Regions from separate parts of the Mus musculus genome. Here region 1 is linked to region 2. A link is a loop called in an ENCODE intact Hi-C map of the cell type or tissue named here. Cell type or tissue: left cerebral cortex. All regions are shown on one strand. Each heading gives the region's core, and the rest is flanking DNA. Links, peaks and the distances in the headings are about the cores only.

The links. Peaks named below come from ENCODE experiments on the same cell type or tissue, not always from the same donor. Only the 100,000 strongest peaks of a DNase experiment are listed, where the experiment ranks them.
Region 1: it touches region 2 in a loop (9-fold over the local background); 14 of 42 quality-filtered maps call a loop at or near these places.

Annotation. Positions count from the first base shown.
Region 1 is chr16:94,309,749-94,316,736 of GRCm38, reverse strand. It overlaps a transcript of Hlcs not described here. Among named protein-coding and RNA genes, the nearest start is that of Ripply3, 15 kb to the left of the region's middle. In left cerebral cortex, for the core only: CTCF peaks have their summits at 3,158 (motif pointing right) and 3,983; DNase peaks (open chromatin) are centred at 3,090, 3,368, 3,763, 3,940 and 1 more place; H3K4me3 peaks cover 2,139 bases; H3K27ac peaks cover 3,264 bases.
Region 2 is chr16:94,368,432-94,375,419 of GRCm38, reverse strand. Pigp (phosphatidylinositol glycan anchor biosynthesis, class P) reads left to right here and starts at 4,870. Exons shown (of 5, transcript NM_001159618.1): 1 at 4,870-5,054; 2 at 5,228-5,331. The coding sequence starts at 4,990. Ttc3 (tetratricopeptide repeat domain 3) reads right to left here and starts at 4,681. Exons shown (of 46, transcript NM_009441.2): 1 at 4,559-4,681. In left cerebral cortex, for the core only: CTCF peaks have their summits at 3,590 and 4,961; DNase peaks (open chromatin) are centred at 3,750, 4,097, 4,735, 5,115 and 1 more place; H3K4me3 peaks cover 3,952 bases; H3K27ac peaks cover 2,083 bases.

The sequences.
Region 1 (6,988 bases), core at 1,365-5,364, 59 kb after region 2:
AATTTCTAAACCCAACACTAGAGAGCCAAGCCATCAAATTGTAAAACACCGGTCAGATGATCGACTGGTCACACTGCTTCAAAGGTCATAAGCCAAGGTACTAGAGGTCAGGGCTTTTGTTAATCTTTTGTTTATTTGGTTGCTTTTGAGACAGGTTCTCAAAAAATTCATGACAATCCTCCTGCCTCAGCTTCTTTCTTCCTTCCTTTCTTTTCTTTTCCTTTCTTTCTTTCTTTCTTTCTTTCTTTCTTTCTTTCTTTCTTTCTTTCTCTCTCTCTCTCTCTCTCTCTCTTTCTTTCTTTCTTTCTCTCTCTAATTATTCTTTTGATTCATGATCTTTCAAACTGAACATCCCTCCCTTTTACTTCCTGTCCATCTCCCTATCTGCCCCCTCACTCCCTCTGACTCTATGGTTTTTTCTTATTAATCTTATGTTCACTTCCTGTCAACTGGTTGCTGTTTCCGACTCTTGACCTATTGACTTTGTTTAATCATGTTTACAATATTCAAGAAGAATGTTCTTAGACTAAAGGTGTGTGCTAAGACTGAGCCACACCACAACTAAAAAGAAGGTTTTCCAGTAAATAACACAATCTCGGGGTGTGATCAAATATCCTGAAACAGAGGACAGGATCCTATAGTCCCCTTCAGGGTCACTCTCAATGACCTAAGGATTGTGGCTGCTAAATTCAGCTCCTATCTTAAAGAGAATAAATTACTTATTCTGGATCCAGATATGACTGAATATGGATTTGGGTTGCTCCAAATACAAAGCTCCAGTGTGGTGACAACTTCATGAAGTTTTTATAGTTAACAGAAAGAAAAAAAAAGAAGTCAGACAAGAACAATTTCAAATACTTTTAAGGGAACATGATGATACACGCAAGCTCAGCACTCCAGAAGCAGAGGCAGGAGGGTATGTAAATTCCAGGCCAGGCAGTAGTAGGTGGCTTACACAGGTTCAGGGAGGTGACCATCTCAGAGAGGTATGAAACCCTCCTGCCCTTCTCTTCCCCACATTAGCTATGCATGCTTCTCTTTATTCTGGGTTGTATCCTCTGAGATAATCTGGTAACAGCAAGTTGCTGTTACCAGTGTTGGGTGAGTCTTTCTAGGTCCCAGTTTCTTAAATGGTATTGCACCCCATATGTGGTCATGTGGCTGAATGTGTTGGTCTCTAAGAACCTGTCAACAGTAGAAGGTTTTGGACATAACAACCATAAGCTAACCCCAGTCAAATGCATAATGTGTCAGTGTGTCTGGCAGCACTTGTCCATGTGGTATCCTGACCTCACTATAGCCTGTCTAACACATCTGGGCTTGGCACCCATGATGGCCCTGTGCCAACTTACACAGGAAGTTTTCTGCTCTTACAGAAACTTAATGATTTAATTACAGAAGCAAAGGCTTTCTATATTCTCCTAATGTCATTTGTCAGCATGTATCAAGCTAGTACATATAGCTTTGGGGTGTATCATGTTGGAATGTTTGATTTTCTTTTATTTTTTTCTTATTTTCGTTTTCAAGACAGGGTTTCTCTGTGTAGCCCTGGTTGTCCTGGAACTCACTTTGTAGACCAGGCTGGCCTCGAACTCAGAAATCCACCTGCCTCTGCCTTCCAAGTGCTGGGATTAAAGGCGTGCGCCACCATACCCGGCATGGAATGTTTGATTTTCAAAGCTGCTGCCTGGGTTGAGCTTCATATAAGAAATCTTTAGTAAATTTTGGCTTGAGATTAGCAAGGAATTTCTAGCATTTTCTGAAATGGCCTTAAATATACTTCTGCAGTCTGATACAGATATTTATGCGAGGCGGCGTTCTCGGCACTGATTGTAAAAGTCAAATATTGATCAATTCTGACACACACAGAAGACACCTGTGGTGGTTAGTTTTGTTGTCAGCTTGACACAAGTAGGTTCATCTGGAAATGGGAAACCTCAAGAGACAGTGCCTCCACAAGGCTGGCTTATAGAGCAGGCTGCAGTGCTGCACACCTTAAAAACCTCACTCGGGAGGCAGAGGCAGGAGCTCTGTGAGCTCAAGTCAAGTCAGTCTGCATAGGGAGGGAGCTCCAGGCCAGCCAGAGCTAGGCAGAGAAAGACCAAGGATCAGAAAAAAAAAATACATATATGTTTTATTTTCTTGACTTATGTCGAGCCCAGCCCACCGTGGTTGTACACTTGGGCAATCGATTCTGGGTTATATAAGAAACCTAGCCCAGCAAGCTTCCAATCCGGCTCCCTCCCTGCTTCCAGGGCTCATCACCAGTTCCTGCCTCCAATGTTGCCTTGACTTCATGTCGGGCTACAAGTGGAAGCAGAAATAATCCTTTTCTCCTCAAATACTAGCACAATACTCTACAGTATCAAATATTATTCAGTCTGTATGTGCTCTTTATGTAAAACCAAGCACACTAGTGTGCAGATTTGCCTTCAAGTAACCTAAGAATTATCTTGTAATTTGTTAGGAGACGTTTGATTTATGTAACTACGTTATATAGCTAAACACTGGGGTTGTGAGAAAATTTCTCAGGTGAAAGGGGTGGAAACAGTGAAGCGCTGTTGTAGGGAGCTACTTAAGCCTGAGGTGGGGTGGGTTCTCGTGTGGCCATCTCACAATTCCGACTGGATGGGCAGAAATGAGGGTAGCTTATACACCCACTTGGGGCTGCCATCTTAAGTGGGGACATCAGAGCTAGGCAGAGAAAGAAAAAAGATCGTGTTCCCCCTCTATATATACCATATACATATGGTATTTTCTTGATTTATGCTGGGCTCAGCCTACTGTGGTTGTACACTTGGGCAAGTGATTCTGGGTTATGTAAGAACCCCCTGCCTAGCTCTGGCTTTCCCAGCTGTCATAGCTGGGACCTGATAACGAGGGGGTTGGCTCTGGAACTGAATTGCTAGACACTGGGTGGGAAATCTGAGCATCTGTCTTCTGGTACTGGGAAAAGACGCCGCGGGCGGGGTGGGTACCTAGAGGCAAATGTGTCTGGCACGCGGTGCTGCGCGAATGGCAAGCCTGGCTTTGCAGGGGACAGGGAGCTGGGGATCCAGATTGCAGGGGCAGATGGCAGACTGGCTGCGCGTCCCCGACGCAAGGGCAGCTTTGCGCAGTGCGCATCCCCGCGCGCTGCTCGCCGCGGCCGCCAGGGGGCGCAGCGGGATCTCAGTGCGATCACCCTGCGGAGCGGGCAGCCGCGCTCAGGGCTGCGAGGTAAGCGAGGCGCCGCGGCGGCGGGTGTCGGGGACTCGCCAGCGGGCTGGAGCCGTCGACCAGCAGGATGGCGGGCTGGGGCCGGGGTATCGTCCCAGCACTGCAGCGTGAGTCGGGGCCACAGCCCACAGCGCTGCGAGTGGGGCTTCGGCGCCGGAGGCGGGGCTTCCGGTGGGTCCTCATCCGGGGGCCCTTGGTCCACCACCACTGCGCATGCGTGCAGTCGCGCGACCGGAACTCGCTGGGAAGTGCCTCCCGCCCTCCTGAAAGGAAAAAGCAACTGCGTAGGTTAAAAAAAGAAAAAAAAAAGAAAATCCAAAAACCCTAAATAATGTAAGAGACAACTGATAAATGATCAAAACCATTTCTAGTATATGTCACAGATGAAAGATTAGTGTCCATAATACGTAGATGGATCTTGAAGATTGAGGGTAACGAAAAAGTCAATTTAAAGAGGGGACGGGAATGGCGGACGCGCACCACATGACGTAATGCCTGGTTTCTGCTGGGTGGAAGGATACTCGGTATCTCTCCAAGAGCCAGAGCGCAGCCCGTGCCTTCACCCCGCCGTGGGACTCCGCTAGTCTGAGGGGAAACAGGCTCACACTTCGGAGTAGGTGAAAAGTGGGATCACTCCGGTAGAGGGAACTTTGATGTTGTCCATGCACTTCGTATGTATTTTTCCTGTACCCACTCACCCTTTAGGAACACCGCAGTGGGGGGGCATGTGAAACCTGGTTGCTCAGTGTAGTGGCCTGCAGGGGCACAGCTCTGCAGACAGCGTCAGAGCCAGCACAACAGTAATTGGTTGGATGAATCCGCAATGCAGCACCATTCGGTTGTGCAGAAGAGATGTCATCGGAGAGAGGGGTTTCTAGATTTCACCGGCAAATGGAAGAAAGCTAGGCATACACGAATACTATATAACTATTATTTTTCTGTGAGAAGGGACAACTAGTAAAAACTTCGTATTGTTTTTAATGAAAGAATGAAGGGAAGATTTAAATGAGTTTTGCCATTCTAAAACCTGGGGTTTATCTTTAGCCAAGATTTGTCTATCCTGAGTCAGGACTAGGTTCAGTCCCCAATACCTCTCCCCCCAAAAATAAGAAAATAATTATACTGAAGAAATGAAAAGTGAAAGATCTCTTCAAATACGAAGAAGATTTATGGAAAGCAGGGGGATTGGATAAGCAATGTTTATAAGGAAACAATGTCAGTGAAAGTGGTACCATTATCTTCACTTGTGGTGTCTCTAAATTGTCATTTTTTATTAAAGAAAATAAACCAAAGTGAATCCCAAATATCTCAGACATTTTGTAATACAAACTGTTTTTGCGATATTTGCAAAAATATTTGCAAACTGTTATGAAAGCGTCAGAGTGGGTAGAATACTGCCAGAGGGTTTTGAGTTTGCTGCTCGGTTGACCATCCAATACAGCTGAGGATTACCCAGCCTTTCTGTAGTTTATGAAGACAGGGTTCACAACGAACTGAGATGGGAAATAATAATCTAAAGCTTTCAGCACAAGGGAGAGGCATCTGTTAGGGTCCTGTCTCTCCTTGGTTTGGGATCTTTCTCTCTCCAATACAAAAAAGGTTTTAACTCTATCATTTAGGTCTTTGTCTCCCAGGCATGCCTTAGGAAAGACTTTGTAATTCTGAAGCCCCCCCCCCCTTTTCTCTGTCTCTGTCTCTGTCTCTGTCTCTCTCTCTCTCTCTCTCTCTCTCTCTCTCTGTGTGTGTGTGTGTGTGTGTGTGTGTGTATGAGACAAAGAGAGACAGAGAGAGCACTGTGCCTGTTTGCTGAGTAACCCGGAGGAGGATATCTATCACTCCTGGTCTATCACTCTCCCTTGGGACAGAGTCCCTACTGATCTGGATGACAGCAAGTTCCAGCCACACCCCTTTCTTTTCTCTCCCTGACCCACACAGTGCTGGGGTTTCAGGTGCACATGTGGCTATGCCCAGGTTTTTAGGTGGGTGCTAGGGATTTGAACTTGGGTGTTTGCCCTTGGGCAGCTAGTGTCCTTACCCCAGTCCTGAAGTTTAAAAAACATTATTCATCCCTATTGTGTGTGTGTGTGTATATACAGGTGCTTGTGTTTCCTTGAATATATGCCTGTGTACCCCTTGTGTGGTGCCTGTGGTGAGCAGACATCTCCATGTCTGATCCTTTGGAATTGAGTTATAGACTTGTCAGTTCCAGTATGGGTGTAGAGAATTGAACCCTGGTCTTTTGGATAGAACAGCCAGTTCTCTTAACCACTGAGCCATCATCTCTTCAGCTCCATATCTTTTAAATTGCCACTTGTTTGGGCAAACATAGTATTCAACAATCCCGATACCTGTTGGCCATTTGAACAGGCTGGCCAGGGGTTTTAGAACACCTCTTTGTGTCTGCAACATGTTGTAGTTAGCTACTGCTGCAAAGGCTGGTTGGTGACTGTCTGTGTAAGTATTAACTATTTTGTTTTTTTTTTTTGCTAAATGGTGTGTTATGGTTAGGACTATAAAGTTAGACACCAGAGCAGATTTAATCACAGAAAAATGAATACGCCTACAGTCCTAGCACTAGGAAGTAGAAATGAGAGGATTGGGGCTCAGGGCCAGCCTTGGCTACTTAGGGGATGGCTGTGCTTGTAGGTTTTTTCCCATTTGGCACAAACCTAGATATATCTTGGAAGAGGGGATATGAGACAGTTGCCTCCATAAGATGAGCCTGTAGGCAAGTCTGTGAGGGTACCGTCTCGATCGATTGATGTGGGAGGTACATCTCACCGTGGGTGGTGCCCCCCCCTCCCGCACAGGTGGTCCTGGGTAGCACTGAAAAGCAGGCTGTGCAGCCTGTGGAGAGCAAGCCAGTGAGCAGCCTTCTCTACAGCTGCTGCTTCACTTCCTGTCTCCAGATTCCTGCCTTGAGTTCCTGCCCTGATTTCTCTCAGTGGTGGAGTGTGGCCTGAGGGTTGTAAGCTGAAATAAACCCTGTCCTCCCCAAGTCGCTTTTGGTTGCCTTAGTCAGTTTGTGTCGCTGGATAACAACATGACCAAGGAAACTTCTACAAGGAGACGATCAGTATGGGTCCCGGTCTCTGAGGGTTCGAGTCTGCGATGGCAGAGTGAAGAAATAGTTCCCATTTTGGTCTTCAACTGTGAGGAACTGAGAGAGCACCCAGCATGTGTACACTGGGAATCCCTTCGGTCTTTCTCGTTGTTTGTTTATATATATATATATATATTTGAGACAGGGTTTCTTTGTTCAGCCTTGGCTGTCCTGCAACTCACTATGTAAACCAGGCTGGTCTCTAATTCAGAGATCCCCCTACCACTGCCTCTCAAGTGCTGGGATTGAAGGAGGGCACTGGCCATGGCCCAGCTCTCCAGTCCTTTAAAATCTCAAAGCCCCTTTCCAGTGATTCAAGGCAATGACTCCTGGTCCCGCCCCAAACAATTCACCAATTAGGGACAAAATATTCAAATATATGAGCCTATGGAGGGCACTCTTATTTGAATCTCTACAGTTGTGATGTTTTAACACAGCAATAGAAACCTAACTAGGGCAGAGGCCAACCTGGGAGATGTGAGACACCATTTAAAAAAACAAACCAGAGACCTCAGGTATGCAGGCTCCACAGACCGCCCAGCTCTCTACTCCAGGTTTCTGATGTGAGCTTATGCTAATTTTAGCTTTGGGGTTGCTGCAACCTACCAGCCTGCTAAATTAATACATTCTGAAGGTTCTACCTTCAGTCAAGAGGATAGAAGGATG
Region 2 (6,988 bases), core at 1,330-5,329:
CAACCATAACCACTTCAACTGAACACACATTTAAAAGTATGCCAGAACATGAAAACACACACAATAAATTGAAAAGGAAAAAAAAAACCCTAAACATTAACATTACAAATGACAAAAAAAAAAAAAAAGAATGGAGTTCAAAATATGAGAAATAAAATACAAAGCAGAAAAAAAGTATTATTTATAACAGCAACCAATTTCAATTCTCCACAAAACTGGTTGGATTGACTTCACTTAAGCCCCAAAGGGTTTTTCAAGACTGATTCTTAAAGGTCAAAGGTCCAGGAACAGGTGAGACTCAAGAGTTTCCTGGGCAGATTACTGAAGGGCTAAGAATGCAGCTAAGAATGCAGCTCAGTGGTACAGTAACTGAGTAGCACGCTCAAGGCCCTGCCTGGGTTGAATCACGGCACCATTTAACAAATACTGTGCTTCACAACATGACCCTCTCTATGTCCAAAAACCAAACCAAAACAAACACACCAGATTTCAGGTAAAGCTACAGTGGTAATAACTAAGAAAGAATAGGTACCAACAGATAAAGATGAGGTGACAAAAAGACAAGCCAGAAACAGATCCATACACAGAAACACTCAGCAGGCAAGTGAGATGCTACAACTCTGGTAAACAGAAGTCAAATTCAATATATACAACAGAGAAGGTGACAAGATGAATGAGTCACTAGCTCACAGCATACACAAAAACTGATTACAGGTGGATTATGAATTTAAGTGAGAAATGCATCATTTAAAAAATGTCTAAAAAGAAACACAGTGGACATCTTAGTATGTCCAAAGCAGGGGACATTTTCATTGGATATTAAAATTAAGAATTGGGCTGTACAATGTAGTTTAGTGGTTGAAAACTTGTGTCACATGCTCTGAGTTTTTTCAATGCACATTTAATAAAAAGTGCTCCCAGTTTGTCAGCTTAAAAAGACAATTCAGTATTCTTTAAAAGTAGGTGAAAAAACAGGGCCATGTTTTCCACACAAGGGAAACACCTGACGCTATGTGAAGAGTCTCAATCTCATTAATAAATGCAAATTTTAACCACAATGATGCACCATGTTGCACTACTGGCAAATACAAAGAGATCTAAGATAACAAGTGTTTAACAGGCTGCAGGTTGCCTAAAACTCTCATATAACGCTGATCAAAGTATAGAAACTGACAAAACTATTAAGTAAAAACACAAGCTGGTACTAACACTTCAGATCCAGTTTGAAATCATTTTATAAAGTTGAACATTCATACCCCTAAAAACCAGCAGTTCCACTCCTACTAAATAACTCATGATGCTGGGTACTCCAATCTATTCACAAAGCACTAAAGATGCTTTTGAAACTTATGTAATTCCCTCGAGCTACTAACGATATCTGAAAGAGTTCAGCATTGCAAAGGATAAATTTCTAGAGTATCAAAAGGACATTTTAAAGTAAAACTATGGTTTTTCCAAATACATAACTAGGCCAGCAGGTTGGCTCAGTGGGTAGGAGTGCTTGCCACCAAACCTGACAACCAGAGCCCAATCCCCAATCCACATGTGTCCTCCAGGCTCCCTGCATGTGCCATGGCACATATACCCACACAAGTAAATAGGTGTCAAACCTTTGTAGGTATTATAGCTAGTTTTATCACACAATTGAGTTGAATAAAAGTAATTAGAAACACTAAAAATTAACAGAAAAAAACAAATTATACCACTTTCTATATAAGTGGACAGAGGAAGTGCTAGAATTAAAAGAGGCCTTTCCAGCATTTTAAACTATTCTTTTGCTTTCCTACTTGCAGCTATACCATAGTTCTTCCAAGTGGGTGTGCTGGTTACATTTCTATGGGAAAACAGAACAGTCAAAATGCCCACCAACAGAAACAGAAGTAAACCGCATTATATTCATCCATCGTTACACAAGCAGTAAAGAATTAATGGCTTACATCTCTACGGAGTATTAGTTACTTAGAAACACAGCATTTAGTGAAAGTAAGTTTCAGAAGACTATACCCAGAATAATGTGCTTTACTCAAACACAGAAGCTATACACACAATTCAGTGCTAAATGATACACAAAAATCTGATAAAAATGTTTAAAATACAAGAATAACATGAATTCAGGATAATCACCTCTGAAAGTGAAATATTCAATACTGGTTAGGTTGATTCTTGGTCCCACTGGTAGACTTGTAAGTGTTCATTTGTTTTACTTCACAGTTTGTCAATAAATAAGTTACATGTATTCTGAATATATCAAGTACTACATCAAAGAGGAAAGGATTTAAAGAAAAACATCATACCTTTAAAGTGTTTTTAATTCTATCAGTTCACTTGCTGTGTGGGAGGTACATATAACATACCATGAAATCTTATCTTTACATCAGCCAAAGCAACATTAGATAACATAACTGTTCATTTCAATGAATGTTATGAGGACCAAAATCATTAAAGACCGAACCAACCAGCTGTGAGAGTTTAACCCATTTGCTGTCACATGGCTAGACAAAAGGCAGTCTTTTAAGCAAATTTAGCAGAAAGCTAAAGTCATAAATAAGATGGTCAGTAAAAAGAGGAAAAAAAAGTTTGTTAGCAAGCATGTGAGGAAATGGGTGTTCTCCATATCAGTGACCATTAAAACTGGTACAACCACTTTGAACGTTTCTATCATATCTGGTTAAGTGGAAGATGTATATATTCTACTACCCAGCAAAATTATGCTTAAGGGTATGTCCTAGAGAAACTCCAAAAGTGTGCACAGCAAACAGGTACAGAGATATTTATTGCAGGACCGTTTTAAAGAGTAAAGACTATAAACAATTCCAAAGTCCATCAAAATGAGTACAATGCAGTGCTATACCAACATTTATAATAATTCAAAGAAAGTACAATTATTCGATTTATTCATATATAAATCTCAAAACGTGATGCTGAGTGAAAAAGCAAGTTGCAAAAAGTCACAATTTTATATCACTTTGGTTAAAAACAAATACTATGTATTGTTTATATATTCACCATTACCAAATTATAAGTTATGCATGGAAATGATACACACAAACCTGAACACAGTGGCTATCTCTAGGTAAGGAGGGGCTCAAACTCTCAGCATCTCCAAAAATGTTTAAGCTTTTTTTTGTTTGTTTTTGTTTTTGTTTGTTTTGGAGAATCTGAAGTAAATTTGGCAAAAAAATAAATATATAACAAACAAAATGGCCTGATTTGGTTAGATCTACCTGTGTTTAATCTCTAAGTATTCCAGAAATTAAAAGAGAAAAAAGGAAAATTAAGCAACAATAAGAAAACCGAGCAGGAGAGAAAGACAATCCGCAGCCCTTGAGCGCAAAGCACAAACCCCTGACAAGCACAGTAGTGGCAATTGAATCCCTAGGAGAGTTTTACCGTATAACAAACCCATTTTTCTTAAAATAAAATACACATTTCTTGAAAGAACGTGTTCTAACTAGAGCTGTGGTTGTGAGAAAACTGCCCCGGAGAGAGCAGTAAAACCTGTATGATTTCAACCCTGTTCCCTTGATCCCTCGCCAGAGTCCAGAGCTTTAAAAGGCTGCTATAAACACCCTGCAATACCCAGTGTTAGCCATCGCCTGGTGAGAGGCACAAGCACAAACGGTGGAAAGAATTTGCAAACTGAAGGACGTCTGGAAACTACAAGCTTCTGAGAAAGGTACCGTGCAGTGGTACCGACACACCCTCGGCTTCATTTTGGTCCTTTGTCCCCCCACCCCCCTAGTCTGTCCCCTCCCCAATAGGAGATGGCAGCCCAGGCCTCAGTGACGTCGCCAGCACTGCGGAGCAGCAGCCCTGCGCAGGCGTAGGAAAAGGCTGCAGGTGGGGAGGTGGGGTGGGGGGCAGCTCTGCGTCCCTCCCGGGTCCTCCCAGAAACGGGGGTGGGGGTGGGGGGGAGAGGCGCGCACACACAGACCAGGGGCAGCGCGCACGCGCGTCACCGCAATTCCAACCCCGCGCACGCCACAGGGCCCCTACACAGCGCACCTTTGGGGACCCTCGAGGACGCACGCGCGCGCCTGCCACTGCAGCCTGCCGCAGCGGCGGGTGGGCGGGCGCGCGCGGGTGCTGAGGAGGGGGCGCGCACACCACAGGGAAGGCAGTGACAAAGGTGGGAGGGGAACCACCATCCTCAGAGGATGAGAAGGACGCCCACGCCGTCGTAGGGAAGGGAGAGCGTAGGAACAAAGCGGGCCAGCCGCAGACCCAGAGGCGCGTCCCCGAGCGCTCGGAACGCGGGAACGGGTACCTGACCCGGGATGTCACCCGCACGCCAGGCGACGCGCACACAAAAGACCCCCCTTCTACCGTTAAGGACGCCCGAGGGTCACTGGACAAAGGGAACACACCCACAAGGGCAAGGGCGGCCACACCCCCTCAGCGCGCGGGCGCTCGGCGAGACGCGCGGCGACGCGCACACCCACACTCACCACACACCCACGGAGGGAGGTGTGGAGCGCCCCGATGCCCGGGCATCTCGGCTGCGGCGGGACGCGCAGACGCTTCCGTGAGCCCCGCCGCGCGCAGGGTCTGCACTCACCCGGGCCCGCAGCCCGCGAGCCTCAGACGCGGGCTGCCGACGCCTCCGGCCCTCCACGTCAACCAGACCCGCAGAGCGAACGCTCCGCGGCTCCTGAGGCGGGCGGGTCACGTGGCTTAGGGTGCGCATGCGCAGTCGCCGCGTCGCCCCCTCAGCTCGGTGGGGTGGGTGGTGAGACCGTGCTAGCCCCCTCGCTGCGGTCGCGGTGCGCCTGCGCCAAGCGGCGGGGGCGCCTGCCAGCCTCTGCTTTTCCTCAGGTTTTTTTTTTTTTTTAATTTCCGCCCACGCTGCGGGGGTAGCTGAGCCGCGCCTGCGCATTGGACTGAGTGGGGCTGAAGGGTGGGGACGGGTGGGCGTCGGTGCTCGCAGGACTCAAGGTCCCGGGCCTCCTGTTTCCTCTGAGCCTCACGAAGGCTGGGACAGGGCCCATCATGAGAGGGCAGGACTCGGGGCCTCTGTCCAGCCCGGGCCCCTTCCTCGCCTCAGAGGGTCCGAGGTGCGCATTTTCCCCGCAGCGCGCGCTCCCGCCGCCCCCTCAGCTGCAGTGGCGCGCGCGCGCGAACATCCGCAGTGGCTGTGTCCGCAGCAAGCGATGAGATTATGTAACAGACCATTGGTGAAGGGGGGCGGGGGGAGATGTCTGACGACGATTGTGTTCCTTTTCCACAGATTGTCTAAAGCCACAGGGAAGATGGTGGAAAATTCACCGTCGCCATTGCCAGAAAGAGCGATTTATGGCTTTGTTCTTTTCCTAAGCTCACAATTTGGCTTCAGTAAGTACTGGAATGATGGATGGCCAAGGCCCTTAATGGTATTGAGAACCAGGAAATAATGTGTTTGTCCTTAGAACGTACACACATGAACTGTTGATTCTTTCTACCTGTGTCTCTTCACGAGTCCTAAAAGGGGTACCGTTTGTTTGCTCAGTTTATGTATGCAGTTCTAGATGAACTCTCCAATATTTATTTAGCACTAGGCTTGATGCTAATGTGAATAAAACCTGGCCCCAATCCTTGAGGTCATAGTCATGTGGAGAAGCATAGTAAACCCACAGTTCAGAGAGCATGATGAGTGCCCTGGAAGAGCCTTGGAAGGTTTAGAAATTGGGGTTAGCTACCTCCAGGCCACTCCCTGGCAGTTCTATCAGAATAAGTCAGGAAGGACCATGGATAGAGTCTCTGAGTGAAGGCCTGTGAAGGTTTGGAAGTGAGATGCTTATAGCTCCAGGATAGCATGCTGTAGCTGAAGAGTGAAGATAATGGGCCAGAGAAGTCAGGTGTAAGAATGTACCCTTAACGTCTGGGATCTGCATTAATGCCCACAATGTTCCATTTTGTAGATGAGGCCACTGAGGCTTACAAAACAAAACAAAACAAAAACAAAGAACAAAAACAAACTTAATATGACCAACTCAACAAACAGAACCAAAGTCCCTCTTCAAATAGTTTGGAAGATATGAGGCAATCAAGTGGTAGAAAATTGAATGCCCACAATCCAACCTGGTCCTTGATAGAAATCAGAATGTCTATGTGGAGGTATCCTTCCCAATTCTTAAGTGAAAAGTACTAGCTTAGCTGTAGTGTAGTGGGATGAAGAAGCTACAGTTACTGGCTCTTTCGTGGAATCATTGTTTGGCCTGAGAGCTTTGTGTTTTGCATGAAGTGAACCTGTGAAGTAGGTGCTGCCTTGCTTCCTCAGTTTAAAGATGGGAATACTGAATTTAAGTAACTTGATCAAAGCCAAATAGCAACAGGACTGGAATTAGAACAGGTATACTGGCAGACTTCACTCTACTGAAGTCCTTTGACTCTTGTATTAACTTGGGTAATTTATGCAAAGAAGCTGCTTAATAAACATTAGCTGCCCTTTATTTCTATAAATTACTATTCAAAGAGGATTTTAAGGATTGGAATCTACAAGCATGTTAGATAAACCAAAACCTAATTGAAGAATTTACTGAGCACTTACTATGTATCAGACAGTGTTAGAGGCCAGGGAAAGGTAAAATAACCAAACCTTGTCTGCCTTCATTTGAGCTTTCTGCATACTTGGAGACGACAGATAAGTAAAACATATCCAGGAAGCAAAACAGGGATAGGGTGGAGGAGATTAAGGAGCAGGAAGAGCCCTCCTCATGTGCTGTGCTGCTGTGTGCTATCTTTTAATACTACAACTTACCATGCAGAAAGGAAAAGATCTCTGTAAGCATCTTTGTTCGGCACCAGAAGCTTACAGAAAGCACAAACCATCTCTTCAGGAGTTACTGTATTCCAGTCTTGGCATACAAAGCTCTGTAACACTTCATTCTTAAGACAAAACCCACCACTGCTGATGTAGCCTGAAACCTGTCTCCACCACTTCCTTTGTACAAATGAGTCCTTTCTTGTGTATAAAAATATACATGTGCGTCTCAGGACTGTTTTGAGGATT